2 separate regions of the Homo sapiens genome follow, and region 1 is linked to region 2. Evidence: read pairs that join two places in POLR2A ChIA-PET (ENCODE). Cell type or tissue: Panc1. All regions are shown on one strand.

Region 1 (8,000 bases), 610 kb after region 2:
ACAGACCATAGAAGAGCTCACTTAAGAACGATAGAAAAGGCATTCAGCCATTCTATCCCATCTAATCTCGGCTGGCAAAAAGCGTACGCTGGTATTGTTCATTTTCCTGAGTCTACAGCAAGTATAAATGTCTTTAAGCCTAAATTCCTTTAGCGTTTATCCCCACACAATATAGGATATAGCAGTAGTGTATACCTCAAGCAGCTATTTTGAGATATAAAGAAAATAATAATATAGGTAATATCTGTAGTAGATTGTTTGGCATAGAGCAAGCCCTCAATAAATAATAACCATATTAATACATCATATCACTATTGTTTTTATTACTTTAACATGGGAGCCTATGTCTAATTCTATGATGTTTGGAATAAAGTAAGGAAATTTCAGAGTTGAAGTCATCAACATTAACAAAAGCTTTACTTCATTTCTGATATCTCCTGTTTTCTAAAGAACAGGAAATCAAAATAAAACAAAAATGAAACAATCTTTTCTTCTTTTTAACACAAATTGGAGATTCTGTATTAAGTAGTTTACTTTTTGCTTTAATTTTTAAATTTTAGATTCAGGGTGTACATGTGCAGCATTGTTACATAAGTATATTGCATGATGATGCGGTTTGGGCTTCTAAGGATCCAGTCGCCCAGCTTGAGTAGCAAACATAGTATCCCGTAGGTAGTTTTTCACCCCTTATTCCCTTCCTCCCTTTTCTTGGAATCCTCACTGTCTAATGTTCCCATTTTTGTGTCCATTTGTACCCAGTGTTTATCTCCAACATACAAGTGAGAACATACAGTATTTGGTTTTCTGTTTCTGCATTGATTTGCTTAGGATTATGGCCTCTAGCTGCATCCATGTTCCTGCAAAGAAAATGATTTCATTATTTTTCATGGCTGTGTAGTATTTCACAATGCATATGTACCACATTTTCTTTATCCAGCCTACCAATGATGGGCACCTAGGTCAATTCCATGTCTTTGTTATTGTGAATAGAGCTGCAGTAAACATTCAATTACAGGTGTCTTTATGGTAGAAAAAATTGTTTTCCTTTGAGTATATACCCAGTAATGGGATTGTTGAGTGAAATGGTAATTCTATTTTTAGTTCTTTGAGAAATCCCCAAACTGCTTTCCATGGGGACTGAACGAATTTGCATTCCCATCGACAGTGTATAAGCATTTCCTTTTATCCACAACCTCACCAATTTCGGTTGTTTTTTTGGTTTTTGGTTTTTTTTAAACTTTTTTAATAGCCATCTGACTGGTGTGAGATGGTATTTCATTGTGGTTTAGGTTTGCATTTCTCTAAAGATTAAGAATGTTGAGCATTTTTTCATATGTTTGTTGAACATTTGTTTGTCTTCTTTTAAGAAGTGTCTGCTTATATCCTTTGCCCACTTTTTAATGGGGCTGTTTGCTTTTTTCTTGTTTATTTGTGTAAGTTCCTTTTAGATTCTGGGTATTATTCCTTTTTCATATGCATAGGTTGCAAATATTTTCTCACATTCTGAAGACTGTGTTTAATTTATTGATAGTTTCTTTTGCTGTGCAGAAGCTCTCTAGTTTAATAATGTCCAATTTGTCTTTTTTGATTTTGTTGCATTTTCTTTTGGGGTCTTTATTATAAATTATATGCCTAGGCCAATGTCTAGAAGAGTATTTCCTAAGTTTTCTTCTATAGTTTTGATAGTTTGATGAATCACATTTAAGTCTTTAATTCACCTTTTTTTAAAGAATTTTTATATACATATTTTCTTCAGGGATATTGGCCTGTAGTTTTTTTTTTTCTTTGCCAGATTTTGGTATCAGGATGATACTTGTTCACAAAATCAACCAGATTTGATATCCAAATCTGTCAAAGGGAGTCAGGGAGAAGTCCCTCCTCCTAAATTTTTGGGAATAGTTTAGTTTTTGTATATGGTAAGGAGTAGAGGTCCAGCTTCATTTTTCTTCATATGATTGGCTTGCTTTCTCAGCACCATGTATTAATAGGGAACCCTTCCCCAGTGGTTTATTTTTGTTGTAGGTTTGTGGCTTTATTTCTGGGTTATTTATTTTGCTTCTTTGGTCTATGTATCAATTTTTTTCAGTATCGTGCTGTTTTGGTTACTGTAGCCTTATAGTATAGTTTGAAGTCAGGTAATGTGTTGCCTCAGGCTTTGTTATTTTTGCTTAGGCTTCCCTTGTGTATTTCAGCTCTGTCTTGGTTCCATACAATCTTTAGAATATTTTTGTCTAATTTTGTAAAGAATTAGGTTGGTAGTAGGAATAGCATTGAATCTGTAGATTGCTTTGAGCAGTATGGACATTTTAACAATATTGATTCTTCCAATGCATGAGCATGGAAAGCTTTTCTATTTGTTTGTGTCATCTGTGATTTTTTGCAACAGTGTCGAAAGCTTGTCTTATAGACGCCTTTCATCATCTATGCTAGATGTATTCACAGACGTTTTAATTTTATGGCTATTTTAAATGAGATTGTGTTCTCAATTTGGTTCTTAGCTCGAATGTTATTGGGTATAGAAATACTACTGATATTGTACAACGATTTTGTATCTCGAGACTTTGCTGAAGTCATATATCAGGTCTTTTGTGTACAATTTTTGGGTGTTTTAGGTATAGAATCATTGTCTGTGAAGAAAGATAATTTTAATTCCTCTTTTTCTATTTAAATGTCTTTTATTTCTTTCTCTTGCTTAATTCTTCTAGATAGGACTCCCAGTACTATATTGAATAGAAATGGTGAGAATGGGTATCCTTATCTTGTTCCAGTTCTTAAGGAGAATGCTTCCAACTATTGCCTATTTAGTATGATGTTGGTTATGGGTTTGTCATGGATGTCTTTTTATTATTTTGAGCTATGTTCCTTTGATGCCTAGTTTGTTAAAGGTTTTTATCATCAGGGATATTGGATTTTATCAAATGCATTTCCTGCATCTATTGAGATGATTACAGGGTTTTTGTTTTTAATTTGGTTTATGTGGTGAATCACATTTATTGATTTGCATATGTTGAATCATCCTTGCATCCCAAGACTAAAGCCCAATTGATTAGGATGAATTAACTTTTTCATTTATTGCTGGATTTGGATTGGTAGTGGTTTCTTTTCTTTTTTTTTAATTTTTTATGTCTATTTTCTTCAAGGAAAAAAATGTCCTCTTTTTTATTTGTCAGATTTTTGTATCAGGAGATACTAGTTCAGAGAATGGATCCAGAAGCAGTCCCTCCTCCTTGATTTTTGGGAATAGTTTCAGTAGTTTTGGTTTCACTTTTTTCAGTAGGCTAGGTTTCATTAATCTTTGTATTTTTTTTTTATCTCAATTTCATTTAGCTCTGTTCTGATTTTGGTTATTTCTTTCTTCTGCTAACTTTGTTAACTAAGTAAAATAAGTTGTTCTTATTTTACTAGAACAACTTTAGGTGTGTTGGTAAGCTGAAATTTGATATCTTTCTATCTTCCTGACATAGGCATTTAGTGTTAGAAACTTTCATTTTAAGACTACTATTGCTGCATCCTAGTGGTTTTGGTGTGTTTTGTCTCCTTTTCATTTATTTCAAGGAATTTTTAAATTTCTCTCTTAATTTCATTGTTTACCCAAAAGTCATTCAGGAGCAAGTTGCTTAGTTTCAATGTACTTTGCGACTTTGAGCATTTCCCTTGCTATTGATTTCTATTTTTATTCCACTGTGGTCTGAGATGACGATTTCAATTTTTTTTTTTTTTTGGAAATAATTGAGACTCTATGACCTAGCATGTGGTTAATCTTAGAGTATGTCCCATGCGAAGATGAGAATAATGTGTATTTTAGGGTTGTTGGTGGAGTCTTCTTTATTACGTCCAAGTGATCAAATGTAGAATTTTAAGTCTTGGTTTTAAGACAGAATTTCTGTCTTGGTTTTCTGCCTCAATGATCTCTGTAATGGTGTCAGTGCAGTGTTGAAGTCCTGCACTATTACTGTGTGGCTGTCAGTCTTTGCTTAAACCTAGAAGTAATTGTTTTATAAATCTGGGTGCTCCAATGTTGGGTGCATACATACTTAGAATAGTCAAGTCTTCTTGTTGAATTGAATACTTTATCAATGTCATACCCTTTTTTGGGTTCTTTTTTACTATTATTGGTTTACTGTATACTTTATCCGATACAAAACTAGTGACCCCTGCACTTTTCTTTGTTTTTCATTCCCACGATATAACTTTTTCCCTTTCTTTACTTTGATCCTGTGGGTGTCATCACATGTGAGATGGGTCTTTTAAAGGACAGAAGAAGGATGGCCATTTTTTAATCTAATTTGGCACTCTATGTCTTTTAGGTGAAGAATTTAGACTATATGTTTCAAATAAATATTGCTATGTGAGAATTTGTTCCTGTTATAGTGTTATTAGCTAGTTGCTTTGCAGTCTTGATTGTATTGTTGTTTTATGGATTCTGTGAGCTATGTGCTTGCATGTGCTATTATGATAGCAATGCCATTCTTTTGTTTCCATGTTTAGAACTCCCTTTAGCATCTCTCGTAAGGCCAGTATAATGGTGACAAATTCCCTTAGAGATTGCTTGTCTGGAAAGTACTTTATTTCTCTTTCGTTTAGGAAGCTTAGTTTGGTAGCATATGAAACTATTGACTAACATTTCTTTTTCTTTCTTTCTTTTTTTTTTTTTTGACAGGCTTTCACTTTGTCACTCAGGCTTGAGTGAAGTGGTGCAAATCTCAGCTCACTGCAGTCTTAACCTCCTGGGCTCAAGCCATCCTCCCTCCTCAGCCCCCCAAGTAGCTGAGACTACTGGCACATGCCACCATGCCCAGAAATTTTTTGTATTTTCCATGCAGATGAAGTTTCGCCATGTTGCAGAGGCTGATCTCAAACTTCTGAGCTCAAGCAATCCACCTGCCTTGGTCTTTCAAAGTGCTAGGATTACAAGAGTGAACCACCACACCTAGCCTCTTTTTCTTTTTCTTTCTTTTTTTTTTTTTTAGAATGCTAAATATGGACCCGCAATATCTTCTGGCTTATAAAGTTTCTGCTTAGAAGTCCATTGTTAATCTGATGGTTTTTCTTTTATGCATTACATAACCCTTTTCGCTAGATGCCTTTAAGATTTTTTTTCTTTCATATTGACCTTGAATATTCTGATAACTATGCACTTTAAGGAATGATATGGCTTGGATATTTGTTTCCTCCAAATCTCATGTTGAAATGTAACCCCCTGTGTTTGAGATGGGGCCTGGTAGGAGGTGTTTTCATCATGGGTTCAGATCTCTCATGAATGACTTGGTGATTAGTTAGTCTGTGTAAGATTTGGTTGTTTAAAAGTGTATGGCAGCCTCTTCCTCTCTCTCTTGCTCCTGCTCTCGCCATTTGACATGCTGGCTACCCATTACCTTCTGCCATGATTACAACCATCCTGAGGCCTCACCAGAAGCTGAGAAAATACTGGAGCCATGCTTGCTGTTCAGCCTGCAGAACCGTGAGCCAAGCAAACATATTTTCTTTATAAATAACCAAGTCTCAGGTATTCCTTTATAGTAACAGAAGAATAAGCTAATACACAGATGGTCATCTTCTATAGTTTCTCACTGGAGTTCCCTGGATTTTTGTATCTGCATGTTGACCTCTCCAGCAAGAATGGGTAAATTCTCCTTAATCATATCCTCAATATGTTTTCCAAGTCACTTAATTATTTTCTTTTTTCTCTCAGGACTGCCAATAAGTTGTAGGTTTGCTTGGTTTGCATAATCCTGCATTTCTTAAAAGCTGTGTTTATTTCTTTAGTTCTTTATTTTAAATTTTTGTCCAACTAGATTGATTTGAAGGATTGGTCTTTGAGCTTTGAAATTCTTCTTCTTGGTCTAGTCTGTTTTTAAGGCTTCCAACTGTATTTTGAAATTCCTGTAGTAAATTTTTCAATTCCAGAAATTCTTTTTGGTTCTTTCCTCATACCTATGTTGTCGTTTAAATCTTGGATCATTTTTCTTGCTTTTTGCCTTGGATTTTTACTTGCTCTTGGATCTTATTGAGGCTTTTTTGCCATCCAAATTCTGAATTCCATATCTGTCATTTCAGACATTTTATTCTGGTTAGAATCCATTGCTTGAGAGCTAGTGGGATCCTTTGGAGGTGATGAAACACCATGGCGTTTTGTACTGCCACAGTTCTTGTACTAGTTTTTCCTCCTCTGAGAAAGCCGACACTTATTTATTTATTTATAATTTGCAATCACTTGGATGGAACTTCTTGAGTTTTTATTCTCTTTTCACTTCAGGGTATGACGGTTGTGTATATCATGTGTCATGGAATGGCTTTATTTCTAGATGTGTCAGGGTGTCACGGCTCTGTCCAGGTTTCTTGGTTGCAGATAGGTTCATGCAGTGGCTTTCTCAGACATTGCTCATTGTAGCAAAGTAATTGTGTTTGGTGGTGTGGTTCAGGTTGCAGTCTAGCAGACAGTACTTAAGAATAAGAGCTGATAGGTAGGGGTATGGATGGAAGCAATGGATAAGTGTCAGAAGCATTCTCCCCCAGTATACATTCACCTTCAGTGGGTCTGGAGCCACTGGAGAAACCTGAGAAGTGGACTCCGTCAGCACATGCTCCCTAGACCCCAGTGTGAAGAGCTGCTGCTGAGTCCATGACAAAACACTGAGGAGAGGATTGAGGGAGCAAGAGATGACCCCCTCTCCATAACTGTTCCCATACTTTAGTGGTGCCACCTTCAATGGCTGGCACTGTACTCTTGTTTTTACTGACCCAAAGTAGGCTTTGCTGGGCTATGCTTCCCTTAGACCTCCACAAGTGTGGTCCACCTCCCTCCCGCTCCTCAGAGCTGGTGGGGGAATATTCCCCGACTGACCAAGAGAGCAGGCTGAGGCACCTATCAATGACACACTCAGATCAGTTCCAAGTCACAAGGCTGTCACTGGTTGCAAGTGTCACTGCCCAAGAGAAGCCTTGGTTTCAGCAATTCTCCTCCCACTCCAGTCCTGTGATAGGAGAGAGCCTAATTCCTGTGTCTACTGCTGGGAGACTTTCTATACTCTCCACTTAATTCCAGATGTGGGTGCCTTTCTCCCATTCCAGAGCAAGTATTCCCATCTCTGGCCCAAAACTAAATGACTTGCTGTGTTCACCACTGGCACGTAGCCAAACAATGGCTCCAAACTCTCAAAATAATGCCTACTTTGGGTTTATGACCAGAAAGGGTGGCACCCCTCTCAGGTAAGCAACTTGGTCAGGAAACTGCGGGGAGTGCAGTCTGTTCTAGTCTTGGTCTCACAGCAGACCCTACCAGGGCATTAGATATTGCCCTAGGTATGCATGGAAACACCGAGGTTCCCTGCCCCTCCTTGGCTGGCTGGCATCTGCATCCACATCAGCCCAAACTCAGGCCAAGGGTGGGGTGCAGCTCAGAATTAAACTCTCAAAATCACACCTTGGGCCTGCAACCAGCTGGGGAGGGATGCTGCTTAGGCAGGCAGTGTAGGCAAGACATTGTGGGTATTGTGATCTGATCACATCTCAGTCTCACAGCAGCCCATTGCAGGGCAGTGAGTATTGTCCTAGATATGTGTGTAGTAGCCTGGTTTCCCTCTCAGTCCTTGGCTGGGCAATTGCTGCAGTCATGTCAACCTGAACTGAGTCCAAGGCAGAGTTCAGATTAGCATTAATCTCTCAAATGATGCCTTGAGCCTGCGGCTAGAGAGGGTGAGGCACCACCTAGGCAAGCAGTATATGGAAGAAACTGTGGGTAGCATGGTTGCTTACATCTCAGTCTCAACAGCAGCTCAGCAGGATGGCAAGTATCCACCCAGGGCTGCGTGGATGTGTGCCTTCATTCATCTCCCTCCTTGGGGCAGTGCAGCAGCTGCAGCTGTGTCTATAGGTCCCCAGTACTAAGTTCTCAAGATGGGTCCCAGCTGAGGCTGCTCCAGGCTCAGATGCCTGTGGGATTCTGTGTGGGTTCCCAACCTGGAGCAATGTCTCTGTGCAATCTTTAGCAAGCTTGGTTT
Region 2 (8,000 bases):
AACAAACACAGATCTCACTCTCACTCAAGGCAGAAAGGTGATAATACACAGGTCTAGATCAGTGGGGATGATATTTCTGTGGTGTTATGATATATATTGATTTTCATCTATGGTTTCTGGCTTATAACTACCAAAGCCCTTTTGCTATATATACCAGTCTTTTGCTATAATGTTGGGTGTGTTAGCCTCAGAATGGGCCTCTGACCTTGTTCTGCCCTCCTGTGACCTTCTCCGACCCTCCTCTGACATTCATCTGCCCCAAGGCAAGACTTTAATGTTACCCTGCCTTTCTAATTGCTGGTCTTAAGACCCTCCATTGAGAATCTACCACCCTATACTGTGGGGGAAGGAATGATGACACCATGAAGCTTCCACAACAACCAAAGAAGGATTCAGAGAGCTTCTGGATAGCTGAACATGTGGAAGTTCCTGGTGGGTGGCCTGCCTGGGGAGGGTGTGGAAGCTTAGCGCCTCTTCCCACATATATATCTCTTCATCTGTATCCTTTATAATAAATTGGTAAACATTAAATGTTGCTGTAAGCCACTCCAGAAAATTAATTGAACCCAAAGAGGGGATGATGGGAACCCCATCATGAAGCCAGTTGGTCAGTAGTTTCAGAGGACTAGACTTGTGACTGGTGGGGTGGGAGGGCAGCTTTTGGGACTGAGCCCTCAACCTGTGGGATATGACACTATCTCTGGGTAGATAGTGTTGGAACTGAATTGGAGGATACCCATTTGGTATCTACTGCATGGGGTGTGGAAAAGAAAAACACACATATGGTCACAGAAGTCTTCTATGTTGATGAATGTTGCAATGAAAGAGTATAAGAAAATGCAGTTAAAGAGAGTTTTTCCTACATATTCCTCATCCCTAGTTGTGAAAACTAAAAATGTATTCAGACATTGTGAATGGAACCTGAAGAGTAAAATTACCCTGGGTTGAGAACCATTGATCTAACTTAATACATTTGGTCATCTGGACGCTTAATTAAGCTGATTTATTTTTAATGGCTTTTCTTCTTCTTTTTATGACAAAGATAAAGCAGCTTATATGTCCCATCTCTCCTCTGAGGGATTTGTCACTTGGAATTCAGTTTACTTGCTTTCCTGTGACCTCAATTTGATGGTGGCTTCAATACATATATATGATATTGTATAAAATCTAGAGTTTATCATTCCTAATAAAGGACCAATATTTCCCTGTCACTTTCTGTATCCTATAGCAGTGGCAACTCCTAAAAATATGGCTTTCTGATATTTTATCTCATAAAGGTGAAAAATCAAGGCCAACTATTAATATGGACACTGGAAACATTCATTATTATGCTGTTTCAACAGGTATTTGCCAATAACTAATGTGATTATTGCACTAGGGAGTGGCAGGGGTTAAATATAAAAGGGTTTCTACTCTAAAGTGTCTCATGATCTGAAATTTTGTGATCTGTAATCAATGTCTAATACAGTATATAAAGAAGGATAACTCACATAATGAAGAAGGTTACTTTTCCCTGGCCTTTCTAGAAGACAGAATAATGAAAACTGAACTGATTTTTCTGTGCTCACACTGATGAATATAATTTTGCTTACTTTATAATTTAGAAAAATTTACTTCAATTAAGGATACCCCTTTTTTCATAGATCAAACATCTCAAGGATCAACTTGGGAAGGTTAGCTTTCAAGCTCACTTGGCTCTTGATAGGATTCAGTTCTCCATATGCTCTCAGACTGTCACATCAACGTGTCACCAGATGTTATTGATAGGCCACATTCAGTTTTTTGACATGTGTATCTCTTCAACATGGCAGCTTGTTTCATCAAAAGATGTAGACTGAGAAGTCAACAGAAGCCATTTGTATTAAACAATCAATATAGTATTAAACAATCAATAAACAAACAATATAGTTGTAAACAATACAAAACAATGTATTAAACAAACAAAAAAAAATTATGTTTGTTATTGGCCAAATTGTGTTTTCCAAAAATTCATATGCTGAAGCCCAATGTTTTGTATTTGTAAACAGGGTCTATAAGCAGGTAATAAGGTTAAGTGAGATTATAAGGGCCTCATCCCATAGGACTGTTGTCCTCATAAGAAGAGGAAGAGACACCAAGGAATGCTGTCTCTCCAAACAAACACAGAAGATGTTGATATGGTTTGGGTTTGTGTCCCACCTAAATCTCATGTTGAGTTGCAATCCCCAAAGTGGAAGGTGGGGCCTGGTGGAAGGTGAGTGGATCAGGAGGGTGGTTTCTAATGGTTTAGCATCATCCCCTTAGTACTGTCTCATGATAGAGTACTCAGAAGACCTGGTTGTTTAAAAGTGTATGGGACCTCCCCACTCTCTTTCTCTCTTGCTCCTGCTCCAGCCATGTGAAGTGCTGTCTCCCTCTTTGCCTTCCGCCATGATTGTCAGTTTCCTGAGGCCTTCTTTAGGAAACTTTCTGATAGCATGCCTCCTGTACATCCTGCAAAACCATGAGCCAATTAAATATCTTTTGCTTTTATATTACCCAGTCTCAAATATTTCTTTACAGTAGTGCAAGAATGGACTAATACTGAGGCCATATCAAGACATAATCCAAAGGTAGCCATCTACCATGAAGGAAGGCAGCCCATTAGAAACCAACCAAAGGCACCTTGATATTGGACCTAGCCTCTAGAAATGTGGGAAGATTTCTGTTGTTTAAGCCACCTACTCTATGGCATTTTGTTATGGTAGCTCAAGCAGACTAATGCAATGTTGAATGTGAATATCTAAAGTATTTGTATATAAAAGTGTTGCATTATAGTAATATTGTATAAGTCCATTTTCACACTGCTGATAAAGACATACCTGAGACTGGGCAATTTACAAAAGAAAGAGGTTTAGTGGACTTACAGTTCCATGTGGCTGGGGAAGCCTCCCAATCATGGCGGAAGGTGAAAAGCACATCTCACATGGTAGCAGACAAGAGAAGAGAGCTTGTGCAGGGAAACTCCCCCTTGGAAAACCATCAGATCCCATGAGACTTATTCACTATCACTAGAGCAGCATGGGAAAGACTTGCCCCCATGATTCAATTACCTCCCACCAGGTCCTTTTCACAACACACGGGAATTCAAGATGAGATTTGGGTGGGGACACAACTAGACCATATAAAATATCTATATGAATACTGGTATTTCTCAGCATATTTTTTATTTCTTTGAAAAAGTGAAGACTTTTAATATTTTTAATGTTCATGAATATTTCCCGTAATGTTGTTTTAGATGAAGGCCTAGATTTATCAATTTGCATATGTCTATCTCACAAAGTTTCCCAGATTTTTCTAGCCGTTAGAAATGTCCATACATACTAGAAAACTTGTAACTTAAGAACACATTGAAACCACTCAGAAATAAAAAGATCAGAAAATGTGTTATGTTACTAATATTATCATGTAGAACAGAATAACTGAAATATACTAGGATGAATATTATGAAATTGACTTCTTTTTGGTCAAAAAAGTGTATTATTCAACCTAACAGAATAAAAAACGGTTATTTTTCAGTCATAATATTGATGTTACTTTTAAATCAGATTTGAATAGGTGAAATTTGAAGCTGAGTATGATATTGCAAATGTAAAAATCTCACAATTTTTCTACCTCAATCCATTATGTTTTTGAAATATCAATGTGATATAATGTTTTAAATATGCCTTTTTAGGCATATTTAAAAATTATTATTATTTTTCTTATATATTGCTTTGGAGTTGATGTCTGCAATCACAAATCTGGGGCAGTGTTAGTTACAGGAAAGGTAGAATAGAAACAAGCATGGTATTTGAATGTAGACACAGATGAATGAGAAAGTGGCATGATACAAATTAGCAGATCTCCGATTCATTATTTTAGAATACCTATCTTCTTATTTCATTGATCTTTATTCTTTTTTCATGATTCCTGTAATGCTTTTTGTGCCACTGATTTACTTTTTCCTGTGTTATACTAACAAAAAAGTTACATCAAATATTCATTTTATTATCTGAGTAACCACAACTTACAGTATTCGCTGTCAAGCATGAGCATAATAGAATATTATTTTGTCCCTTTTTTTTGTTTCTCTCTTTCTGACTATCCTCCTTCTTTCCTTGGAGCTCAAACCATAAAGCCCATTTGTTAGTGTCTCTCTTAAGGCAACAACTTTCAGTTTCAAGCTGATGTTATCTGTGCCACTGCCTTTTTCCACCATAATATACTGAATTAGTTTCAAATTGGCTGAAAACCTCTTGTTGTCTGTTCCTATAATTGAACTTCCCAGAACCCAGCAAAATTTTTTTATTCTTCCTAGTGAGAACTAACCCTTGGGATTTGTTCTCCTTGAGCCTTTACACTTATTTTGTAAAGGTTTTCCCCTACAGTGGTTTATACCTTGGTTGACCCAGATTTATGGTAGAGTTAACATTCTTGTCACTTTCCTTATGGTATTTGCTTCTTACTGTACTAAAAATCCAACACTAGAAAACTTATTTTTATTTAAATAAGTATTTACAGACTCCAGGCAATGAGAAAATTGAAAATAAATTATTCTTAACCCTGATTCACATTATTAATCCTAAATATCAACACAAAGTTTTTTAAATTTTTGGTTATAGTTTTTAGCATATCTATCTTCTGTATTTAAAAAGATAACATAATTTTACCTAACTATATAGATTTCTTGATACCCCTTTTATTAAATAAATTAAGATTTCTTCTTAGATTCTACTCTTATATAAGATTTAACAACATCGTCTTTGGGCATTCTAAAATGAGTTGTTAAAAATAACTGAATGCTATCCTGAGGAGGAAGGAGTGCATACTGTGTGACTGCTTTTGCCTCAATGTTGGTGAGTCTTGATAGACCACTGGACATGTTGAGACCATATGAATTTATAAAATGACTAACCAGAAATCATGGATATTTTGTGAGATTCGTTCTTCCACCCAAAGATGAAAGACATTTGATCCTGGTGACTGTACCATACTGAACTTCTGCAACAATGTCTGATACCCAAGGATAATAAAATGAAATAAACAAATAAAACTCTTTAACATGATGCCATGATTAAAGAAGATCAGTTTTTTCAGCTCCTGGACTCTCACATAATACGGTACTCCCGTGAATTTTGGCAGATTATTTTGGTATGAATACCTTAGTACTGAGTTCGAGGTATACTTAATATAAAATAATATGTCAAACAAAAACAACTTTTCACTTCCAGTGAGTGAAAAGATTTTTGCATTCATATTATGGTGAAAAATCTTACTACAGAGAGTGCTGGCAGAGGCTGAGACAAGCATTTGTCTAGGAAAGTAACAAATCAATGATATTTTGGCTTCAGGTTTGACCTCATTTAGCATAATCCATTTTCATCTTCTCTTAACCACTGTGAAAGATAAAAGAGTAAGAGAAAGGGAAGTTAAAAGTAGAGGCAGTCCTCTATAAGAAAATGAGTACTATATTGAATTCAATATGCAATCACAGGCTTTTGCTTATCAAGGGAGAAGACACTCAAGGGTTGCATGCATGCCAAGGTGAGAAATGTCTCTTAGTCTGCCATTAACTAACGGCTTAAAGAAAAACATGAGCTTAAGGCCTAAGATTATACATCTATCTCTGAATCATTCTCCATGTAAGGTATTTCTACTCCTATGAATTTGGAGCCAAAATATCTCCGCAATATTCAAACTCCAAACATCATTGTATCAAAACATATCTATATCAATGTCTATATCTGGAGAGTGTGGTTATAATCAGAGAGAAGGCCTGGATTCAGTGAAAGTGTCTTGTTGATTGTGTAGTAAGCTTTCTACATTGATGAGAATTCTGTCTCTTTTATAGCAATTGCAAGAGGCACAAACAGTAAGTAGAACTTTCTCATCAAATATATTTCATAGCTGTAGTTTCCTTTCTGCCTGTTAATAGATTCTTGCTTTCAAACAATAGGATGTTGCCATTCCCACAATACACAAGATCTACAAACTTCCAGCTATAGCACATTTTATCCTCCTATTTCGATTGTTCTCAGAGTTGTTTTATGCTGTGTATAGGTGGGGTGGAGGGCTTTTTTAAATAGGAAATTATAAAAACAACCTAGCTTCTATAAAGTAATGTTTGCAGATAGTGTTCAAATATTTTAGTTAAATTGAGTTTTTGGAAAAAAATTAATAAAGTGTATGTAGGAAATGCATAAGCAAAACACTTTACATTAAACAATTGATTTTTAGAATCCTGATTTTTAATCATTGTGGTTAGAGGTCCTGTATCATACCATTTTTAAATAGCACATTTAACCCAAAGTAAGAAACAAATATTATCAGATTTTATTTATTCTAATCATCTCAAAATATTTGTTTAAAATGCTATTAAATTTAATTGCTTAACCTCAGTGGACAATAAAAAATTTACGAAAGGTTTAAACCCACAGTTGTTGCAAAGTAGGACAAAGACTCTTTCTGGAAGACAGGCAGTGCTGTCTGTTACTGTAACCCAGTCCAAAGCTCCCGCTGCTTACCACAAGACAGCCAGGAAGTCGAGACACAGGAGTTGGAGCAGGGAAAGCAAATTTGTTTTAGAGAGCCAGCACACCAATATGGTGATGGAGTAGTGTCCTAAATAACCATCTTAAGCTATTATGAATTTGGGGCTCCTTTTATGTTAGGGAAACAGGGAAGACTGAAGGAGTGAAGCTCAAAAAGTGAATAGTGACCACAGACATCTGGGCAGCACTGAGGGAAAAATTCCTTTTCCTTGGCCAGGTCACAATGCTCTTATAAGCTTGTAACATTGTCGTTAGTGTGTACAGCCTCCTTAGTTCTCAGGGGTTAGTTTTGGCAAGGGACTATTATCATCCTTGTTTTAAAGTTAAACTATCAACTAAATTATCCCTATAGCTAGCTTGGCTTAAGTGCAAAGATAAACAAAAGCAGTTAACCTAAAAGTTTTCATGGCAGGGGGATGATGTTAGGAGCAAAATGGAATTAGTTTTGCTAGGCCTCCTTTTCACCGTTACATACCACTAAAGAGGCAATGTCATGAGGCTCCTGTTAATACCAGGTTAGCAGAACCATTTCAAGATTAGAGGACTAAGTGCAACACCCAAATGTGAGGTAGCGTTTTTGAAATGTTCAGAACGATCAAAGAGCAATGTACTGCTGCTAATTAGCAGATACTTTGGATGGCTATGACGTTACGTTTTGGTTTACACAAAGTTTAGCCAAACGTATGTTATTTTTGTGAGAGTTTATGCTCTGCTGTGGCAAAAAAAAAAAAAAAAGATAAGTGATCATATCATCTAATAAAAGCCATGACTTTTTTTAATGAATAGATTGTTGCAAACGCCGAAACAGACTGTTTTGTGAGAATAATGCAATATGAATCAGCAAACTTTTTGTTTGCCCAAACTATATAAAATTTATAGTGCCATTCATTATGTTGTTGTGAATCCTAGGGTCACAGCACCATAAGGTTTCTAGATATTGAAATTTATATAATGTATTAAAAAATAAAAAACATTGAGACCAGTTAAATTTAACAAAGTTTATTTGAACAAGAAAAAGGTTTTAGAACTGGGCAGCATTCCAGACCAAAGATGGTTGAAAATGATTCTCACCTACAACATGGTGAGTTGTATTTATAACAAGAAAAATAAGAAATGATGTACAAAGATTACTTAATCGGTGCAGTTTGGCATTTGCCTCATTTGGACATAATTTGGCAGCCTTCAGCCTGATAGTAGCTGAAGGTTCAGCTACTATAATTGGCTGAATCTCAGTTGCTTGGTTTGTAGGTATACTGTCAGGTTAGATTACAATTTGCTTGCACATCAAGCTACATTGCAGTTCGCTATTTATGGAGGCCACTTTGGTCAAATTTTATTGGGCAAGTACAGAGACTACTTTGAGCCAAACTGAAATCAGTTTATCAGTCTCCCCCTTTTGGTCATCTTTTTCATAATTTGGATCATCTTGCCTATCCCATGATGAGTTCT

What was found. ChIA-PET counts read pairs that join two places held together with the same protein. Peaks named below come from ENCODE experiments on the same cell type or tissue, not always from the same donor. Only the 100,000 strongest peaks of a DNase experiment are listed, where the experiment ranks them.
Region 1: POLR2A ChIA-PET joins it to region 2 with 6 read pairs; 2 of 35 experiments call an interaction of 5 or more read pairs at or near these places.

What each region holds. Positions count from the first base shown.
Region 1 is chr5:26,041,035-26,049,034 of GRCh38, reverse strand. No RefSeq gene overlaps it. Among named protein-coding and RNA genes, the nearest start is that of TRK-CTT9-1, 150 kb to the left of the region's middle. In Panc1, no CTCF peak of the experiment used is centred here; no DNase peak of the experiment used is centred here.
Region 2 is chr5:26,647,743-26,655,742 of GRCh38, reverse strand. No RefSeq gene overlaps it. Among named protein-coding and RNA genes, the nearest start is that of CDH9, 390 kb to the left of the region's middle. In Panc1, no CTCF peak of the experiment used is centred here; no DNase peak of the experiment used is centred here; H3K27ac peaks cover 3,994 bases.